6 separate regions of the Homo sapiens genome follow, and all the other regions are linked to region 1. Evidence: chromatin contacts called from ENCODE Hi-C or POLR2A ChIA-PET data. All regions are on one chromosome and are shown on one strand. Each heading gives the region's core, a stretch centred on a gene start or an enhancer-like site at or near the end of the contact. The rest is flanking DNA. Distances are from core to core; before and after follow the strand shown.

Evidence for each region. A loop is a pair of places that touch in the nucleus more often than their neighbours do. ChIA-PET counts read pairs that join two places held with the same protein, here RNA polymerase II (POLR2A). Pooled maps may share reads with other maps.
Region 2: a loop to region 1 is called in a pooled map, with 3 times the contacts of the local background. The contact joins the enhancer-like site here to the promoter of DNAJC7 in region 1. A Hi-C loop is called at or near these places in 7 of 50 pooled maps.
Region 3: a loop to region 1 is called in a map of naive thymus-derived CD4-positive, alpha-beta T cell, with 12 times the contacts of the local background. The contact joins the promoter of LINC00910 here to the promoter of DNAJC7 in region 1. A Hi-C loop is called at or near these places in 1 of 168 maps with a recorded cell type or tissue (naive thymus-derived CD4-positive, alpha-beta T cell) and 4 of 50 pooled maps. POLR2A ChIA-PET finds 5 or more read pairs at or near these places in 1 of 52 experiments (activated CD4-positive, alpha-beta T cell).
Region 4: a pooled map shows a loop between it and region 1 (5-fold over the local background). The contact joins the promoter of CASC3 here to the promoter of DNAJC7 in region 1. A Hi-C loop is called at or near these places in 2 of 168 maps with a recorded cell type or tissue (ascending aorta and tibial artery) and 1 of 50 pooled maps.
Region 5: a loop to region 1 is called in a map of B cell, with 26 times the contacts of the local background. The contact joins the promoter of KRT10-AS1 here to the promoter of DNAJC7 in region 1. A Hi-C loop is called at or near these places in 4 of 168 maps with a recorded cell type or tissue (B cell, CD4-positive, alpha-beta T cell, CD4-positive, alpha-beta memory T cell and 1 more) and 9 of 50 pooled maps. POLR2A ChIA-PET finds 5 or more read pairs at or near these places in 1 of 52 experiments (CD4-positive, alpha-beta T cell).
Region 6: a loop to region 1 is called in a map of CD8-positive, alpha-beta T cell, with 15 times the contacts of the local background. The contact joins the promoter of DHX8 here to the promoter of DNAJC7 in region 1. A Hi-C loop is called at or near these places in 1 of 168 maps with a recorded cell type or tissue (CD8-positive, alpha-beta T cell) and 10 of 50 pooled maps. POLR2A ChIA-PET finds 5 or more read pairs at or near these places in 1 of 52 experiments (HEK293).

Annotation. Positions count from the first base shown.
Region 1 is chr17:42,016,132-42,018,908 of GRCh38, reverse strand. DNAJC7 (DnaJ heat shock protein family (Hsp40) member C7) reads left to right here and starts at 1,470. Exons shown (of 14, transcript NM_003315.4): 1 at 1,470-1,569. The coding sequence starts at 1,493. It also overlaps a transcript of NKIRAS2 not described here. RefSeq lists a silencer at 1,162-1,311 and enhancers at 1,422-1,831, 1,902-1,951, 1,062-2,261.
Region 2 is chr17:40,313,456-40,316,166 of GRCh38, reverse strand. The region is part of intron 1 of RARA (retinoic acid receptor alpha); the gene reads right to left. LOC105371934 (a long non-coding RNA gene) reads left to right here. Exons shown (of 2, transcript NR_189654.1): 2 at 1-974. Among named protein-coding and RNA genes, the nearest start is that of RARA, 5.6 kb to the right of the region's middle. Within about 2 kb of position 1,391, at least 25 of the 41 ENCODE cell types and tissues checked have a DNase peak (open chromatin) inside an H3K27ac peak, as active enhancers do.
Region 3 is chr17:43,387,412-43,390,562 of GRCh38, reverse strand. It overlaps LINC00910 (long intergenic non-protein coding RNA 910), which reads left to right and starts at 1,665. Exons shown (of 6, transcript NR_027412.1): 1 at 1,665-2,274. It also overlaps the pseudogene RNU2-4P. RefSeq lists enhancers at 785-1,538, 1,856-2,085, 1,539-2,292, 2,583-3,098, 3,099-3,151 and a silencer at 1,648-1,942.
Region 4 is chr17:40,139,218-40,142,306 of GRCh38, reverse strand. It overlaps CASC3 (CASC3 exon junction complex subunit), which reads right to left and starts at 1,770. Exons shown (of 14, transcript NM_007359.5): 1 at 1,528-1,770; 2 at 1,073-1,100; 3 at 700-737. The coding sequence starts at 1,758. RefSeq lists enhancers at 1,454-1,753, 1,219-2,159.
Region 5 is chr17:40,817,783-40,820,801 of GRCh38, reverse strand. KRT10-AS1 (KRT10 antisense RNA 1) reads right to left here and starts at 1,657. Exons shown (of 3, transcript NR_160888.1): 1 at 1,594-1,657. KRT10 (keratin 10) reads left to right here. Exons shown (of 8, transcript NM_000421.5): 3 at 135-291; 4 at 379-540; 5 at 628-753; 6 at 1,068-1,285; 7 at 1,641-2,015; 8 at 2,320-2,685. The coding sequence ends at 2,326. RefSeq lists an enhancer at 1-1,147.
Region 6 is chr17:43,482,467-43,485,571 of GRCh38, reverse strand. It overlaps DHX8 (DEAH-box helicase 8), which reads right to left and starts at 1,597. Exons shown (of 23, transcript NM_004941.3): 1 at 1,387-1,597. The coding sequence starts at 1,534. RefSeq lists enhancers at 1,333-1,762, 1,062-1,904.

The DNA of each region.
Region 1 (2,777 bases), core at 221-2,720:
TGAAAAAGTTAAATTTAAATATGGTAAGCCTTGGGGATTTGTGAAACATACAAGAGATATCCAGTAGATAGTTGGATATACAGCTGTGGAAGCTGAAGAAAGGTCTAGGTTGGAGATATGAAAAGTTGAGAGTCATCAACAGATGGAAGTAAAGCTGTGGGAATAAATGAGTTGCCTTAGATAGAACATAAAGTGGGAAGATGGTGAGACAGGTTGGCTAGCATTAGACTGGACTATGAGCCACTGGCAGGCAGGGCAGGTGGTCTGTAAGTCTTGTGCCCTCACAACCTAGCACAGAGTAGGCGTTTTGGAAAGGGCTGAGTGATTGGCTCAACGAATGACCCCTCCTTTCCAACCTAGTGAGCTTGTCCTATCCCTCCCTACTCAGTGGTCGCTGTGGTTTCAGCTCCCTCCACACTGGGATAGGCAGAGTATGAGCATTGGCACATGCTGTTTTCCTGGAACAAACAGGTAAATCCTTTTAAAATTCCTTTGCCCTCTTCTTATTTTACTCTTAGCTTTACATTGTAAAGCTACTCCTCATACTCCTCCAATTTAACCCCAGAAAGCTCCAATTTAATTCAGCTCCACAAATAGTCGTTTGGGTGAGGGAATAACAACAAAGACAGTTAAACTGTGCCCTTGTCCCCTATGAATTCTCAATCCAGACCGCATTCGGCAAGGCAAGCGTGATGAGTAGAGAGTTTATATAAGAGGTGGGAGTACTGGGGACACAAGAGCAAGGACCTCACCCCGCGAGCTTCCTTATAAACTCCAGGGCAGGGTCTGGGGCGCCATGTGTCAGCTTTCCTAGGCTTAATGCTGAGATGGCACTCCCAGGCGGCTGACATGAAAGGAGCCTTGTAAAAGGGTCAGCGTCATTAGGGTGATGAACCAGTTGGTGTTTGGAGATCCGGAGTGGATGAAAGGCGCAGGGTGAAGACGCCCTGCGTTCCCCTGGCTTGACTGGGCAGGGCTTCCAGAGAACGATGAAAGCTGGGGGAACTGAGCTCAAAGTGTCTCTTGACTTTCCCGGGAAGAAGCTGTGGACACACTCCAAGGTCGGAAAGGTAGCAGTGGGGACTCCTTCCCTACAGAGTCTTGGGTCACCTGGTCCCCACGCAACCCAGACTCCACGGAGCCTTTCAGGAAGACTCTCTAGGATTGGAAGTTGCTATGGCAATGAGGCTCTTGGAATACTGAAAGCAGCCAAGCCCTAGAGAGGCTACCACCGGTACACCCCGCCTTCCCACCCACGGGTAAAGTGGCGCCGCCTACGCACCGGCACAGCCCCTGGGCTCCCGCCCCGGCGCGGAGACCACCGTGGACATCCGGGGGCGGGAGGCCGCTCTGGCCCCAAGCGGAGCCTCTCTCTGGTAGACGAGCCCGAGGGAGCCCTTCTGGGCGCGGCGCCGCGGAGCTGCTCTATGCTCCAACCGGAAGTGCTCTTCACCGCCGGCCTCCCACCCAGCTCTCTGGTCCCGGCGGTAAGATGGCGGCTGCCGCGGAGTGCGATGTGGTAATGGCGGCGACCGAGCCGGAGCTGCTCGACGACCAAGAGGCGAAGAGGTAACCGGGTAGCAGGGTAGTAGAGGAGGCGACCTGCAGCTCCGTGGCTCAGGGAAACTCGTTCCTGCCATGATGCAGCCCCCAGCTGTTGAGGCGATGCCCCGCCCTCCGCAAACACCCCCCCATCTGAGATCAAGGCCGGATGGACCCCCTGAAGGGGCGCTCTTGGGGGTCGGCCTTCCTCTCCCGCTTCCGCCTGGCGTAGGAGCTGAGGCATGGCCTTGTTCTCCAGCTGAGAGGACGATCGTCCTTATAGGAGAGGCCGAGTCTCCGAGGGCAATTTCAGAGGTCTGGTGCGAGGTGGGGGAAGCGGCGCGGCGTCGATGACGACTTCCTTACATCGCCCCCGACCCCCGCGTTCTCTTGTTAACTTCTGTGCATTGTTGCCTGTCTGCACTTTCCGTCTCCAAAACCTTTGCTCTCCTCACCCCGTTTTCCCTTGTAATTATACCCCAGCGATCACTAGTCTGGGTTCGAAGTGATTGTGTGTCTCCATAATTGACCTGGTTGCCCCCGGTTATCCCAGAAGTCAAAGATGACAGAGAAAAAAAGGAAGAGCGAGGGGCTTATCTCGTGTTCTCTACGTCAGACTCCTCTTCCCCTGTCCTTCCTGGGTGATCTTTATCCTTCCCAGCACTGTTCTTTCTTAAGTTAAGCACCAAGGAAGAGGGCAACTGCTTGGGCGCTGTTGGCACTCCGAAGCAGCCGCAGTGGTTCGAGATTGCCAGTCGGACTAGCCAAGGGAGCTGCTGAGTGAGTGGTTTTCGAGAACGCTCTAGATTCTGGCAACAGTTAGGCCAGATTATTGGAAGTGGGGTTGGAACAGAGTTGTGGGTAGTCATACTTGTTCTAATCCTAAAGCAGAATTGACAAGAAGGTTCTAGAAGTTTGGAGCCCTTTCCTTATCAGCTGCGGGTTAGTCTGACCCTTTTGTTCAAGATATCTACAGTGCCCTCAGTCTCTTTGCAACATACTTTATATCTTCATACCAAGCCCGTTGTGTCTTCAGGCTGGGTAATTTGAGGCGGTGATGTAGAATTAGTTCATGAGATCTGAAATCAGGATTCTGAGATTTTTACTATCTAATGAGTTCGAAATATAAGAAGTACTCGGACGCAATGAATAGTTATCAAGCTTGAGGGTGGTTACCACAGCCAGATCTCAAGTTCCTGATCTGCTGGGAGCTGAGGGGCCTGACAAAGTGTAAT
Region 2 (2,711 bases), core at 142-2,641, 1.7 Mb after region 1:
GGGGCATTTCCTTCCTGTCCAGGGAAACCAGTACCACCTGTCCAAGGCCCAGCCCTACCCAAGCTTGACTGCAGAAGGCAGGAGAGGTCCCCAGGTGGGGGACCAGGAGTCTTCAATCTGCAGCAGCAGTTGAACTCCAGCTATGCTGGGCTCATAACAGGGCTTCCACCACCCCCTCCCACCAGGGACTCTGATGCAGGAGGAGAGAAGGGTACCCAGGGAGCAGCAGGAAACTAGCAGAGAGAGAAAAGCCACAGGCTCGGGGCGCCTCACTCTAAGAAGGACACTCCTTGGGGCCTACTGTTTCCCTGCACACAGGAGATAGGCTGGGGGAGGAGTCTGAGCCCCATCCCTCTTCAAACTAGAGGAAGTGAAGGAAGAGAGTCTGGACAGGTACCAGGGCCAGTGGCAGTTCTCAGTAGTCAAAAGAGATAAAATATAGCTCTGAGACACCCTAGGAGGGCCCACACTTCTAGTACAACAAGGCTGTCTTCTCACAGCCTGTGGAAACTCCTGAAGAACAGCATTAAGTGATACTCCGAAGAGATGATGAGAAGCAATTGGCCCTCCAAGACCATGGTGCGGGAGTTTGTTGGAACCAGCTCCAGCTGACTCCTCTTCCCCTCCCAAGCCTCCTAGCTCATCCCAAAAGGAGCTCCTCCCACAAGTACCTTAATAGTCCCACTCCATTTGATTCTCACAGTCCTGAAGGGGCAGGCTCCTGTTGCCATTGTAGAGATGAAAAAACTGAGGCTCAAAAAGAAAATTGCCTTCCTCAACGTCATACAGCTTGTCAATGGCAGGGCTGGGATTCAAACCCAGGCCAGGTATGGTGGCTCACACCTTTAATTCTAGCACTTTGGGAGGCCAAGATGGGACGCCAGGAGTTGCTTGACTCCAGGAGTTCAAGACCTGTCTGGGCAACATAGCAAGACCCTGTGTCTTTTTTGTTAAAATAAATAAATATATACGTGTGTGTGTGTGTGTGTGTGTGTATATATATATATATATATATATATATATATATATATATACACATATAAGCATATATATATATATATATATACATATAACCCAATCAATGTTCCCTCCTCAACTCTTTCCTCCCCTACTTACTCCAAATCAAACATGTATGACTCCACTCTGTGCCCTGCTACCTTTTCCTTCACCCCTTAGTGGATCACAAGGGAGAAGCGCCATCCTTGCCTGGCTCTGCAGGTTTATGGGTGGGGCCAGGACATGCCAGAGAGAGATCAGAGAAGACACTGGGGGCTGCACACATAGCCCTCCACCCCCACCACAAGCCTGGTGCCCACCTGCCTAGCAGGCATGGCTGGGTGACTCAGCTGCATCCGGGGGAGATGCCAGGGCAGTGACTCACCTACCGAGAAGAGCTGAGCCTGGCACCTTGCCAGCCCCAGGACAGAAGTGACTTAGTCACCACCAAGACTGTGATGCCCAGCAGGCACAGCCCAAGGATTGCAGACAGGGGCAGACTGTCCCTCCATGGTTACATGCGCCCCCTGGCAAAGAATGGGCCTCAGCATTCTGGGGCCAGCAATGTCTGTGCCAGCCCCTGCCCCCTCACCACTGCCCACCCCCACCACACCAGGCCCCGCTCCAGTGCCAACAAGTTTTGTGAGACCCCTGTGCTGCCCTGCCCCCACTGCAGCCTGCCCATCACTCACCACCCACTCTCCCACCTGCCCCACCTCCTCCTGCCACCCAAGTTGTACCCAGGCTGTGAGTCTCCTTTAACATGTCCTGGCAGCACTCCCTGCCCCCACAGCCCCTCTCACCCTCTCCCCTCATATACACATGCACTCAAACACACTTCTGCCAGCCTTGCTTCTGCCAGCAGCTGCTGAAGTTGTTGAGCAGGAGGGAAATTGGGAGGGTGGGGTGCAGGGATTGAGTTACCAGAGCTGATGGGGTGGGCTGTCACCCAATCCCTTCCCCAGCTCGTCCCCACCCCCACCCCACCCCTCCACCCGCCATATCCCTCACCCACCTGCCTCCCTCCCTACCTCTGGCTGGCAGCCTACTGCCCTTTAAGCCCGTCCACCCAAGCTAGAAAATAAATGTTCAAGAGTATTTGTCATGTTAAGACCAGCCTAGTATATGAGAGAGAATGAGACAGAGACCAACAGAAAGAATAATTCCTGTGCTCAGTGCTCTGGCTACAACCACTAAATATGTGTATGTTGAGCCAGAAGGGGACTGAGCAACTCCGCAAGTCCCAGAAGAGTTGGTGGGGCCCAAGGAGAGTTGACAGGCTAAACAGCCTCAATCCATTTGCACTATTGATTTCTCACACACTGCAGTAGGCTTGATGGGGGGTATGATAAATCAGCCCCCAAGAGACACAGAAACTGCGTAGAGAGAAGGGGAGGGGCTTCTGAACCACAATTGGTGGTGCACCATGACTTGCTTGGTGCGTTGGGGGTGGGCAGCAGAGGAATAGGAGATGTTGAGTGGCATGAGGCAGGGTAGGGGAGAGGGTGTTGGATTAAGGCCTGTCTGGAACACCTCCTTCCAGGTGGGTCTGAACTAATTTGAAGGAAGAAGGTGGGAGACAGATGCACCACGTGTGGCTACACAGGCAGGGCCTTGAACAACCCCAGGGGGTGCCATTCACATCATAGTCTATGGAATGGTTCCCCCTGCAGCTGTGCAGCATGGTGGCCTGTGGGGAGAGCCTGAGGCAGAAG
Region 3 (3,151 bases), core at 416-2,915, 1.4 Mb before region 1:
GCCCTTATATACTTTTATAGTTCCATTTTTTTCACTTTGAAATCTTTGGCCCACTTGGCATTTATCTTGGTGTATGGTGAGTGAACCGTGATTGTAACACTGCACTCCAGCCTGGACAACAGAGGGAAACCTTGTCTCAAAATATAGATAGATATGGCCAGGCGCGGTGGATCATGCCTGTAATCCCAGCACTTTGGGAGGCCGAGGCACGCGGATCACGAGGTTAGGAGATGGAGACCATCCTGGCTAACACGGTGAAACCCCGTCTCTACTAAAAATACAAAAAATCAGTCCGGTGTGGTGGCACGCACCTGTAGTCCCAGCTACTTGGGAGGCTGACGCAGGAGAGTCGCTTAAACACGGGAGGCGGAGGTTGCAGTGAGCTGAGATAGCGCCACTGCACTCCAGCCCGGGCGACAGTGCGAGACTCCGTCTCAGAAAAAAGAACAGATAGATAGATAGATAGATAGATAGATAGACAGACAGACAGACAGGCCAGGCGCAGTGGCTCACGCCTATAATCTCAGCACTTTGGGAGGCCGAGGTGGGTGGCTGCCATATTGCACTTCACAGGGTAATAGAATGGAGATGACAATGACTCGGTGGAGACTGGGGTAAAGTGAAATGAGGGAAACACTTGCTGAGAGGTTAAAAAAAAAAATAAGGGGGCACCAAAAGACTCAGCAATCCAGATAAATGGCTTGATTATCTTATAATCGAGATAAGATATATTGCATTGAACTATTATTTATTTTGATTACTGAAGGGTTCTGGAGGATCACCCCCTGAAATTCGAACCTAGAGGAATGACCTCACCCTAATCCTGGCCGTGGCTAATAATAACGCCCATCTCTTAGGGCTGTCGAGTGAACTAAAAGAGATAATGCACGTAGAGCCCTCGGACCCGAGGCTGGCATTGGGAAAGGCACAGTTTATATTTTTTGACCTGGTTGTTCACCAGGCAATCCCTGCCATCCGGCTTTCCATCCTGCAGGGGGAGCATGACTGACTGAGTGTCACTATCGGATCTATGATACCTTCTTGCTTTTCTGAAATCAAATAAAAGAGCCATAAACTCTCATCTCAACTGTTGTGTTAGGAAGGAGGACGGGAATGGTAAATGCTGACGCTACAGGCGGCAGTCTGTGCCTCAGAGAGAAAATTTATCCCAACCTTGCTGGGGGCCTTGACGCCCATCTTCCTCCAGAGCACCCCGACAGTCACCCCGCCCTCTGGTGTCCTCCCACCCCGAGCCCGATCTTCCCCCTTCACGCCTGCCCCGGGCCAATAGCCTCCTAACTGCGTCCTCTCTGATTGCGTGTGTCGTGCTCATTACGCCCTATCCGTCGTTTCTTCGCTCCACAAACGTTTACTGAGCGCCTTCAACTTGCCAGGCACTAATTAGACTAGCGCAGAGAAACGGGGATAAGTACTGATGAGGGTCCCAGCCCTCAGCGATCGGATTTCAGAGGGGGAGATAAAGGACTGCCCAGAAGGGTGGTGAGTGGAGTAGTTGATATAAACAACGAGGTGCGATGAAATACACAGGAGGGCTGCTAATCACATATGGGGTGGGTGCCGAGGGCCCTTAATTAAGGGAGGCTTCCTGGACGGGTGACACCCAAGCGGAGTCCTGACGACCCGCGTCAGAAGTAGTCAGGCGAGGAGGAGGGTAAAGGAATCCACGTCCCAAGCAGAGAAGCAGCTTTCCCTACACAGCACAGGACACGGTCCGCGCACAGAAGCCGCAGGAGACGCAGGCACAGGGGCTGGGGAGAATCCTTGCTGGGCCCTCGCCGTCCATGCGCCGCCTCCCTCTGCCCGGTGTCTGGTGTCAGCCTCCTGCCTGGCAGAGGAACTCCAGCCCCTGCTCCCCGAAGCTCCTCCAGGCCTTCTGCTTCCCTGACTCGGAATGGGCCCGCTGTCCAGTGGGTACAAGGCTGGTCTCCCCGCCCACTGGTGACGACGTAAAGATCCAGCTCAGCCTGGTTTCCCCTGGTGATGATATCTTGCGACTCGTCTTTCTCCAGGAAAACAGGGACCGCTCTCCGCCTACAGGTCTCTTCCACAGACCTATCTTGTTTTCACCCCCTGTCTCTTTTGGTTCAGTCTTTTCGCTCATACAAACAAGGAAGTCGCCCCTAGCCCAGCCGCGGCTCCTTAGCTGGAGGCGGGCCCGGGGGTGGAGTCAACCGCGGTGGCCACGCCTCCTGGGAAAGGGCAGGGCATGCAAATTCGAAATGAAAGCCCGGAAACCCCGGAACTAGAACTGGTGTAAGATTTCTCTTGGTTTTTGTGTTGTTGTTGTTGTTTTGTTGTTGTTTTGAGACAGAGTCTCGCTCTGTCGCCCAAGCTGGAGTGCAGTGGCGCGATCTCGGTTCACTGCAACCTCCGCCTCCCGGGTTCAAGTGATTCTACTGCCCAGCCTCCCTAGTAGCTGGGATTACAGGCGCGCGACACCACGCCTGACTAATTTTTGTTTTTTTGTTTTTGTTTTTTTTTTAGATGGAGTCTCACTCTGTCGCCCAGGCTGGAGTGTAGTAGCGCAATCTTGGCTCACTGCAACCTCGGACTCCCAGGTTCAAGAGATTCTCCTGCATCAGCCTCCCAAGTAGCTGGGACTACAGGCACGTGCCACCACGCCCGGCTAATTTTTGTATTTTTAATAGAGACGGGGTTTCTCCGTGTTATCCAGAATGGTCTCGATCTCCTGACCTCGTGATCCACCTGCCTCGGCCTCCTAAAGTGCTGGGATTACAGGCGTGAGTCACCGCGCCCGGCACGCCCGGCTAATTTTTTTGTATTTTTAGTAGAGATGGGGTTTCACCGTGTTCCCCAGGCTGGTCTCGAGCTCCTGAGTCGAGACGGGATTTCTCCGTGTTTGCCAGAATGGTCTTGATCTCCTGACCTTGTGATCCACCCGCCTCGGCCTCCCAAAGTGTTAGGATTACTGGCGTGAGCCACTGCGCCCGGCAGATTTTTCTTTTAAAACGTGGAGAATAAGAAATCAGCCCGAGTGTGTAATGGCGTCAATATTGGTGTGGACAAGACAAAGTGAATGAGGCAAGGAGCGAGGCTGGGGCTCTCACCGCGTCTTGAATGTAGATGAGAGTGGGACGGTGATGGCAGGGAGGAAGGCGACGACATCTCT
Region 4 (3,089 bases), core at 521-3,020, 1.9 Mb after region 1:
TTATTGAGTTGTAAGATCTCTAAAGATAGGAATTTTGTTATAGTGTTCACTATTCCATCCTCAAGGGCTTAACAGATTCTAAAATGTAGTAACAGTTCTAAAAATGTATAGACAAAATCTTTGATCCACCATCCAATTCCCCCTATATATAATCCCATTACCAGAACTCAGGAGTCCACTCAACAACCCAGGAAACAAACACTTACTCTGATGGCATCTCTAGTAGTTTATCCAAAAGACAGGAAACTTTCTCCTAAAAACAGAAAAATCCCCACCTATAAAATGATGGATGCTCTTGGCACAAAACATTCCGAATCCTACCCTTTCAAAGTCTTCAGATAGATTTGGAAAAAAATAACCAATTGGCTGGCTTCTCAACCTACACTGCATAAAACAAACTGTCAAACATCTTTCAGAGGACTTCAAGATATCCTCACTCTCTTATTTAGAACCTCATATTCTTCAGACAGGAAGAGAAGCCAACTAACAGTATAACACCTGTGGCTTGAGACGGCGTGCCCCAAGTTTTCCCTAGGTCTAAAGTGAACAAGACCTTCTGTAACACTTTTTCAGAAGCATAAATGAAGAATACACAAGAGGATAAACACGGAGGTCATGGTACGTTTGCAACGAAGGTGTGTACACGTTTTTAAAAAGCATTTCTGATCTATACCATAGGAAAAAACCTGTCATACTCACTTCCGAGTCTTCTGCACTTTCATAATCCGAGAGAACAGCTGAAATAAAACAGAAATATGTGGAAAAAAAGAAACCCAGAAACATTTTTTGGCTGCTTATTACAGGTCAGACTAAGAGTCTCATTTAATTCTGACATCAACCTACAACGTGGATAAAATTATAGTCCCCACTTACAAAAGGAGAAACAGGCTCAGAGGGTAACTTGCTGAAGACTATACTGCTAAAGCCTATGCTCTTAACCACTATGTTACAAAAAGGCACTCTGTGGCCCTAAATCCGTGACAGTGTGTGAGAATGTCGATGTTGGAAATAGATGACCTGAGTTTATGTTAAAAAAAACTCTTGTCCTAATGGGGTAAAAGATGCTACTCACCATCACCTTCAATGCCATCTTCACTCTCCTGAAAGAAAGCAGAAGACATGGGTTAGTTCTGTGATTTCCAGAGGTGGGGAGCCCAATAAAGAAATGTGGGTGAAAAGCTGAAGATTCAGCACAAAATGGTTGGAGAGGGAGACAGAGATAGGTAAATCTTTATCAAGTAGTAGCCAAGGCAGGTCTGGTCTCCTTCCCTCCAGCCCCGACTTCTGAATAAAACATCCGCTTTCCATCTCCAGCGGCTCTACCATCCTCCCAGAAACCCCCAATCCTTCTTCTTCCCTTGGAACTCCGGATGCAAACTCGCATTGGGATAACTCCCCTTTTCTCTCAAAAACAAAAAAAAGTCCCAGTATCTACTATCAACTCACAGACTACCTAGCATCACCTACACCCCGCCCCCGGCCGGCTCGCCGCCCGGTCCCCACCCCGCCCCGCCTGCGCGCACTCACACACTCCGACTCCTCAGCACTCTTGGCGCCCCCGCTCTCCACCCGCCGCAGATGAAGGGCCCCGGTTCGGCCTCCGCGCTGTGAAGGCAGAGAGCCGCTGCCGCCGCCTCCGGCGCTACCGCTGCAGCTCCCGCCTCCCCGCAACGGGGAGCCGCCGCTGTCGGAGCCCGAAGCACCAGATTCCTCGTCCTCGGTGTCTTGCGAAGCGCGCTGCCGCCGCCGGTCCGCCATCTTACGGAGAACGGCCACCACCGGCGAGGTACTTACGCACCGCGCCCGTCGCAGAGGCTGCTGGGAGGCTGGATAGCTAGTCCCGGCGTGCTACGCGTGCGGCGCTCGGCCATCCCGCTGTGTGTGTGTGTGTGTGTGTGTGTGTGTGTGTGTGTGTGTGTGTGTGTGTGTGTGTTGGGGTGTGTGTGTGTGTGTTGGGGTGTGTGTGTGTGTGTGTGTGTGTGTGTGTGTTGGGGGAGGGGCGGGGCACTGGGCGGGGCCTAGGCCTGCGGCACGTTTGCGGCCGACCCGGATTACGTCTATCGGTGATGTAAGGGGGCGTGGCGCGGCTCCTGACTTCCCTTGGGCAGGCCTAGGGCGAGGGGAATTGAGACTTCAGCAGCCTCCCGGGTTCCTGGCCCGGCCATCTTGGGCTTCCCGAGTGGAAGGAGTCAACCTGTCACAGCTTCACTGCAACACTAGGGCTGTTTCATGGTTTTCTGTTTCCATTTCTCACTTCTACCTACGTTTGAAGCAGGTCAATTTACTGCATTCCTTTGCTTGGTAAAATCACGAATCAAGGTAAATCTTAAAAGCTGTAGTGCTGCGTCAGATTTGCTGCACCAGCCTTGTTTAAGATAACGGGCGAAGGAGAAACCAGTTGTCTGCAGTGAAGCCAGAGGACTTCTTGTTGCAGCGTTTTCTCTGTGTTCTCATTTCCTCTTCACGTTTCTTCCCACCCCAGCCATCACCTGTCCCAAAGTGCAGGCTGGTATGATGCCAGTATTACCGGTTTTGTTTTGGCTTTTTCGAGGCAGGGTCTCACTCTGTTGCCCAGGCTGGAGTGCAGTAGCGCGGCTCACTGCAGCCTTGACCTCCCAGGCACAGGTGACCTCCTTGCCTTAGCTTCCTTAGTAGTTGGGACAACGGGCACACACTACCACACCCGGCTAATTTTTCTGTTTTTTGTAGAGATGGGGTCTCGCTCTTGCCCAGGCTTGTCTCCTGGCTGGGATCAAGCGATCCTTTCGTCTCAGCCTCCCAAAGTGCTGGGACTACAGGCATGAGCTACTGCCCTTGTCAGGATTTTAGAACCTATTTAAAAATAAATGGTCAGTAGAAACAGATGTTGATTCAAAATCCTGACATTATTTCCTTCTTAAGGTTTATGGAAATTATTTCATTTTGGCAAGGCATTGGCCACCATTGAAAAGAATCAGTGTGTTTTCTTTGGACCATTATAAGGATATACAAAGTGCATGAGCTAAGTTTTTAGTGCACCTACAGGAGTGCACGTTAATAATGTATGTTATCAAACAAAGGCCACCATGGCATAGAATTCTTCCCTGAGT
Region 5 (3,019 bases), core at 408-2,907, 1.2 Mb after region 1:
TTCTAAGAGAACTGTACATGACAAATATTGCCATTACATGAGATCAACTATGTAGCTGCTTTTTAAATAGTCTCTGCCCAGATACATCTCCCCTATATAAGTTATAACCAGTATTGATATCATGCTTGTTTCAGGTATGAGAATGAGGTAGCTCTGCGCCAGAGCGTGGAGGCTGACATCAACGGCCTGCGTAGGGTGCTGGATGAGCTGACCCTGACCAAGGCTGACCTGGAGATGCAAATTGAGAGCCTGACTGAAGAGCTGGCCTATCTGAAGAAGAACCACGAGGAGGTGACACAAAAGTTATACTTTTCCCAGCCAAAAGAGAGTTCATTATGGTCCTCGTGTAGCCAATAAATCTTTCTGTTCCTCAAACAGGAAATGAAAGACCTTCGAAATGTGTCCACTGGTGATGTGAATGTGGAAATGAATGCTGCCCCGGGTGTTGATCTGACTCAACTTCTGAATAACATGAGAAGCCAATATGAACAACTTGCTGAACAAAACCGCAAAGATGCTGAAGCCTGGTTCAATGAAAAGGTAAAGTAATCTTCCTTATAGTGAAACTCATGGAGGTTTTATCATTTCAGAATTTCCTCACCCTTTTCCTTGTTTTTAATACTCTAGAGCAAGGAACTGACTACAGAAATTGATAATAACATTGAACAGATATCCAGCTATAAATCTGAGATTACTGAATTGAGACGTAATGTACAAGCTCTGGAGATAGAACTACAGTCCCAACTGGCCTTGGTATGTTAACTCTCATGAAATGACTTCAACTTTATCATACAAAGTTTCATGCTCACCTAAGAATATGCAATGCAACAAAAAAATGCAGAGTTGGAGGTAAGAAAGAGAAAACAAAGTGAAGCTCATGTTAATGGAGGAAAAGTACTACTAGTGTTGATCTAAAAGTGCTGAAACTGAAATGGTGCCATTAAACATACAACAAATTCTGTTCATTTTCTTATTCTTCTATATAATGCCTTACTAAATAATCAAATAAGCGTCACCATACTCAACTGAACAAGGAAGTCACTAAGCCACAAAAAAATCCGTTTCAGAAACAATCCCTGGAAGCCTCCTTGGCAGAAACAGAAGGTCGCTACTGTGTGCAGCTCTCACAGATTCAGGCCCAGATATCCGCTCTGGAAGAACAGTTGCAACAGATTCGAGCTGAAACCGAGTGCCAGAATACTGAATACCAACAACTCCTGGATATTAAGATCCGACTGGAGAATGAAATTCAAACCTACCGCAGCCTGCTAGAAGGAGAGGGAAGGTAAATTTTAAAATGAAAAGTTATCCCAGTTTCTTTTATTCAATATTCCAGATAGCAAGGCTTATCTAAACCCCAAGAAGATGCCAGAGAATGAGAGGAAGGGAGGAGAGAGGGTAGAGTACAGAAAAAGGAGTACGCAACCGCAATCTCACTTTCTCATGAATTTGGCCCAAAATGATTCTTAAGAGTTCTGTGAACTTAACATTGTTTTCAAAGGATGGGTTTTAAAATATATACCTGGCAGGGTTTTATTTTTTCAACACGTTTTGCTTATTTTCTAAATTAACGGCAACTGGAAAGCTACCCACCGTTTTCCAACGTTAGAGATAACCGAATGTGACCTCACCCCGTTTAGTTCCGGAGGCGGCGGACGCGGCGGCGGAAGTTTCGGCGGCGGCTACGGCGGCGGAAGCTCCGGCGGCGGAAGCTCCGGCGGCGGCCACGGCGGCGGCCACGGCGGCAGTTCCGGCGGCGGCTACGGAGGCGGAAGCTCCGGCGGCGGAAGCTCCGGCGGCGGCTACGGGGGCGGAAGCTCCAGCGGCGGCCACGGCGGCAGTTCCAGCGGCGGCTACGGTGGTGGCAGTTCCGGCGGCGGCGGCGGCGGCTACGGGGGCGGCAGCTCCGGCGGCGGCAGCAGCTCCGGCGGCGGATACGGCGGCGGCAGCTCCAGCGGAGGCCACAAGTCCTCCTCTTCCGGGTCCGTGGGCGAGTCTTCATCTAAGGGACCAAGGTCAGCAGAAACTAGCTGGGGTAATCAGAATTAGTTTTAACTTCCTGTGATGGTTTTTTTGCGCTTTAAGCTCTAGAGTTGTTTTAAAAAATTAAAAATCTTAGAGACGGTTCCGTTTGCATTTGTTCACAAACTACTCTTAACACCAGCCGTGAAAAATGGCATGATCAAAATGTCATACCTTAAGCATTTTTTTGGGCTTAACAATGTAAAGTTGAAATTTCCTTCTTTTTACAATATTTGCTTGTTAATTACTAAGGATCCCTACAGACTGTTTAAAATTTTTTTTCCATCATTCACACAGATACTAACAAAACCAGAGTAATCAAGACAATTATTGAAGAGGTGGCGCCCGACGGTAGAGTTCTTTCATCTATGGTTGAATCAGAAACCAAGAAACACTACTATTAAACTGCATCAAGAGGAAAGAGTCTCCCTTCACACAGACCATTATTTACAGATGCATGGAAAACAAAGTCTCCAAGAAAACACTTCTGTCTTGATGGTCTATGGAAATAGACCTTGAAAATAAGGTGTCTACAAGGTGTTTTGTGGTTTCTGTATTTCTTCTTTTCACTTTACCAGAAAGTGTTCTTTAATGGAAAGAAAAACAACTTTCTGTTCTCATTTACTAATGAATTTCAATAAACTTTCTTACTGATGCAAACTATCCCAATTTGTCAGAATTTATCTTTACTTAAGTACATAATACTCTTTAAAATTAAAGATTAGTAACCCATAGCAGTTGAAGGTTGATGTATCCAGAAATTCGGAAGACAGAACTATTGTCATGCCTTTTCTAAGTTTTTTAATCATGTATGTTCAGACCACCGTCAGTAAATTCACTGAGTAAAGTCTGTAAATCCCCAATATTACTCTTTAAGATACACAATATGTGGAAGGCTCCCAGCTCTCTGGCTTTAAATTATTTCAATCCTGGAAATTCTGGAATATCTCAAATAAAACCCCCAAAATAATAATAATTGGAAATTTTATATTTTCTA
Region 6 (3,105 bases), core at 348-2,847, 1.5 Mb before region 1:
TATTAACGAGATAGCAAAACCGACGAAATTATCACCTCATTATCAACTAAAAGAGAAGAATCCTGCGGGAAAAGTTATATAGGACAGACACATCTTGGCTGGGAGGCAAGAGAAAAAAGTAAACTAAAATATACTGGCTGCAGGGCATCTTCCTAAATGCTATATGGTGACCCTGTGAAGACATCGTCCCACTTCACAGATGAGAAAAACAGCTTCAGAGAAACTATGAATCTTACCAAAGGTCACTCGTCTAACTTCCCTAACCCCTCCTGTCACCTGCCCCTTCCCTTCCATCCCTCCGGTTGATGACTTTATCTTCATTTAGGAAACTGAAGAGTGGGCTGGAACTCTCTCACTCATCTTCCCACCACCAATCTCTAAACTCATCTGAATCTGCAACTGTATTCTCTGTCCTCGCTCCTGTTACAACTGAAGAAGCCTTGCTGTACGTACCAAAGGTCAATCCATCCATTGGTTGCCCTTGATCCCATCCATCCTCTGTACCTTCATAAAGGCTCCATCTGTCTATGGCTTTAGCTTTAGGACCCTAGCCTTTTCTAATTCCTCAGTTTCGGCTCCCCAGATGTAGTTTGCCCCAAAACATCTAGTGACTGGTGTTTAAGACATAGTACAGGACGCAATGGCTCACGCCTGTAATCCCAACACTTTGGGAGGCCGAGGGAAGAGGACTGCTTGAGCCCAGAAGTTCGAGACCAGCCTGGGCAATACAGTGAGACCCCCGTCTCTACAAAAAATTTAAAAATGAGTCGAGCTTGGTGGCGCCCGCCTGTAGTCCCAGCTACTCGGGAGGCTGAGGTGGGAGGACTGCTTGAGCCCAGGAGGTGGAGGCTGCAGTGAGCCGAGATCGTGCCACTGCACTCCAGCCCGGGAAACAGAGCGAGGCCCTGCCTCAAAAAAGAGTACAGGATGAACGGTCAAAGAACACAGTTAAAAGCACAGACGCTAACTACTATGTCACAGAGTGGCGTGAAGACCAAATAAAATAATGTCAATAAAGAGCTGAGCATCGCATCTAGCACATAGTGAGCACCCAATAAACGTCAGCCATCATCGTCGTCATCGCAGCATCTGCTGCTGTTGTTGTTAAACATGTTTAATTGAGGCTGAAAAAACAAACAAAAAACAATCAAGCAGAGATGACCGCCCCGGGCTTCACTGACAGCTCTGGGAAAGTTTCTAAAGTTTCTCGAGGGCTCTCAAGCCGAGGCCACGGCAGCGTGTACCCTGGGCACCGGTGTCTGCGACAGAGAGAGACAGATTCACACGAACATACTTTCGGTCCATCAACCACCTTTCTCCTTCCTCCTTCCTCCTTCCGCTTCCCTCAATCCCAAACTGAGGTCCCAGGGACCTCCCCGAGCTCACCAAGGTCCTTGTCGTTGATCCCCAAGTGATTGTCCAGCTCAGTGCAAACCTTTGACACCAAAGACAGGTACTCGAGTTTGGCAAGTTCTTCCGCGGGGCCTGGCTCCGACCCGATTAAGGCTCCCGCCATGGCTACAGCCACAGCCATGGCTATAGCTTGCCCAGAACCTCCTTCCTCACAGCCGGCGCTCAGAGCTACTCCGGCCGGGTTCCAGCTTTCACTTCCGGGTCAGCGCGCGTCCCCTTTGTTTACGGTAAATTGAAAATTTGAGGAACGAATCAAGTCCCAACAGGATGGATCATAGAGATCAAACAGGAAGTGCTTAAGGAAGGGACAACTAGAGTGGGTTACTCTGCACGCCGATCTGCGCCCTCTACAGGCGAGAAAAATCTCCGCCCGCCCTCAGGCCTGGAAACGTTCACTCAGCGCGCTCCCGCCCTGGGTCGGCAGAGGGCGACCCCGGCCTGCACAAGAGGCGCCGGGAGGCAACCGCAAAACAGCCTGCGCCTGCGCTTTAGAACACTTGAAAAAGGAATCTTAATGCACGTCTGGAAAAAGACAAACTTGCTTTACTGTGGATCCGCAAATTCCCGGCCTCACTTCTTTGTGGTTCCTGTCGTCCGATCTCAAGTGACCCTTGACAAGCCAGTAGGCAGTAGATTGCCTTCTCTTGTTTTACACACGAAGAAACTGGCACTTCCACTGCCAGCTGGCTGCTTGGGCAAATCAATCTCTGGGGCCTTAGTTTTCTCATCTGTAAACTAGAATAATGTTGCTCTACCCTAAATGGAATAACTGCAAGGAGTGTGACACAGAGTAGGCACACCGCAAATGACAGTTACTGTTAATATCACAAGGCTAGGCCGGGTGCAGTGGCTCACGCCTGTAATGCCAGCACTTTGGGAGGCCGAGGCTGGTGGATCACTTGAGGTCAGGAGTTCCAGACCAGCCTGGCCAACGTGGCGAAACTCCATCTCTACTAAAAATAGAAAACTTAGCCGGGCGTGGTGGTGGTGGGCGCCTGTAGTCCCAGCTACTCGGGAGGCTGAGGCACAAGAATCGCTTGAACCCAGGAGGCAGAGGTTGGAGTGACCTGAGTTCACACCACTACACTCCAGCATGGGCGACAGAGTGAGACTTTGTCTCAAAAAAAAAAAAAAAAAAATTCAAGGCTGAGATGATGGTCACAGAACTGGCCTCTGGTCTGTCAAGCACAGATCCCCTTAGTCTGGGAACCCACAGAGCCAGCTGCCTCCACTCTTGTGAAAACCTGCTTTTCAATCCCCAGTTTTCCTGTGTCCTCTCAGAACTTATTCCCCCAGGGGCTGGGCACTGTGGCTCACCCCTGTAATCCCAGCACTTTGGGAGGCCGAGACGGGCGGATCACTTGAGGTCAGGAGTTCAAGACCACTCTGGCCAACATGGTGAAACCTCGTCTGTACTAAAAATACAAAAATTAGCTGGGCGTGATGGTATGTGCCTGTAGTCCCAGCTACTAGGGAGGCTGAGGCGGGAGAATTGCTTGAACCTGGGAGGTGGATGTTGCAGTGAGCTGAGATCTCGCCACTGCACTCTAGCCTGTGCGACAGAGTGAGACTCCGTCTCAAACAAACAAAACACACACACAAAAACAACAACAAACCTTATTCCCCCAAATATCAGCTGTGCTGTAAGTCCAAGGTCATAAGCTCAGGTCTCCCAACTTCTGCTTCAGGTCT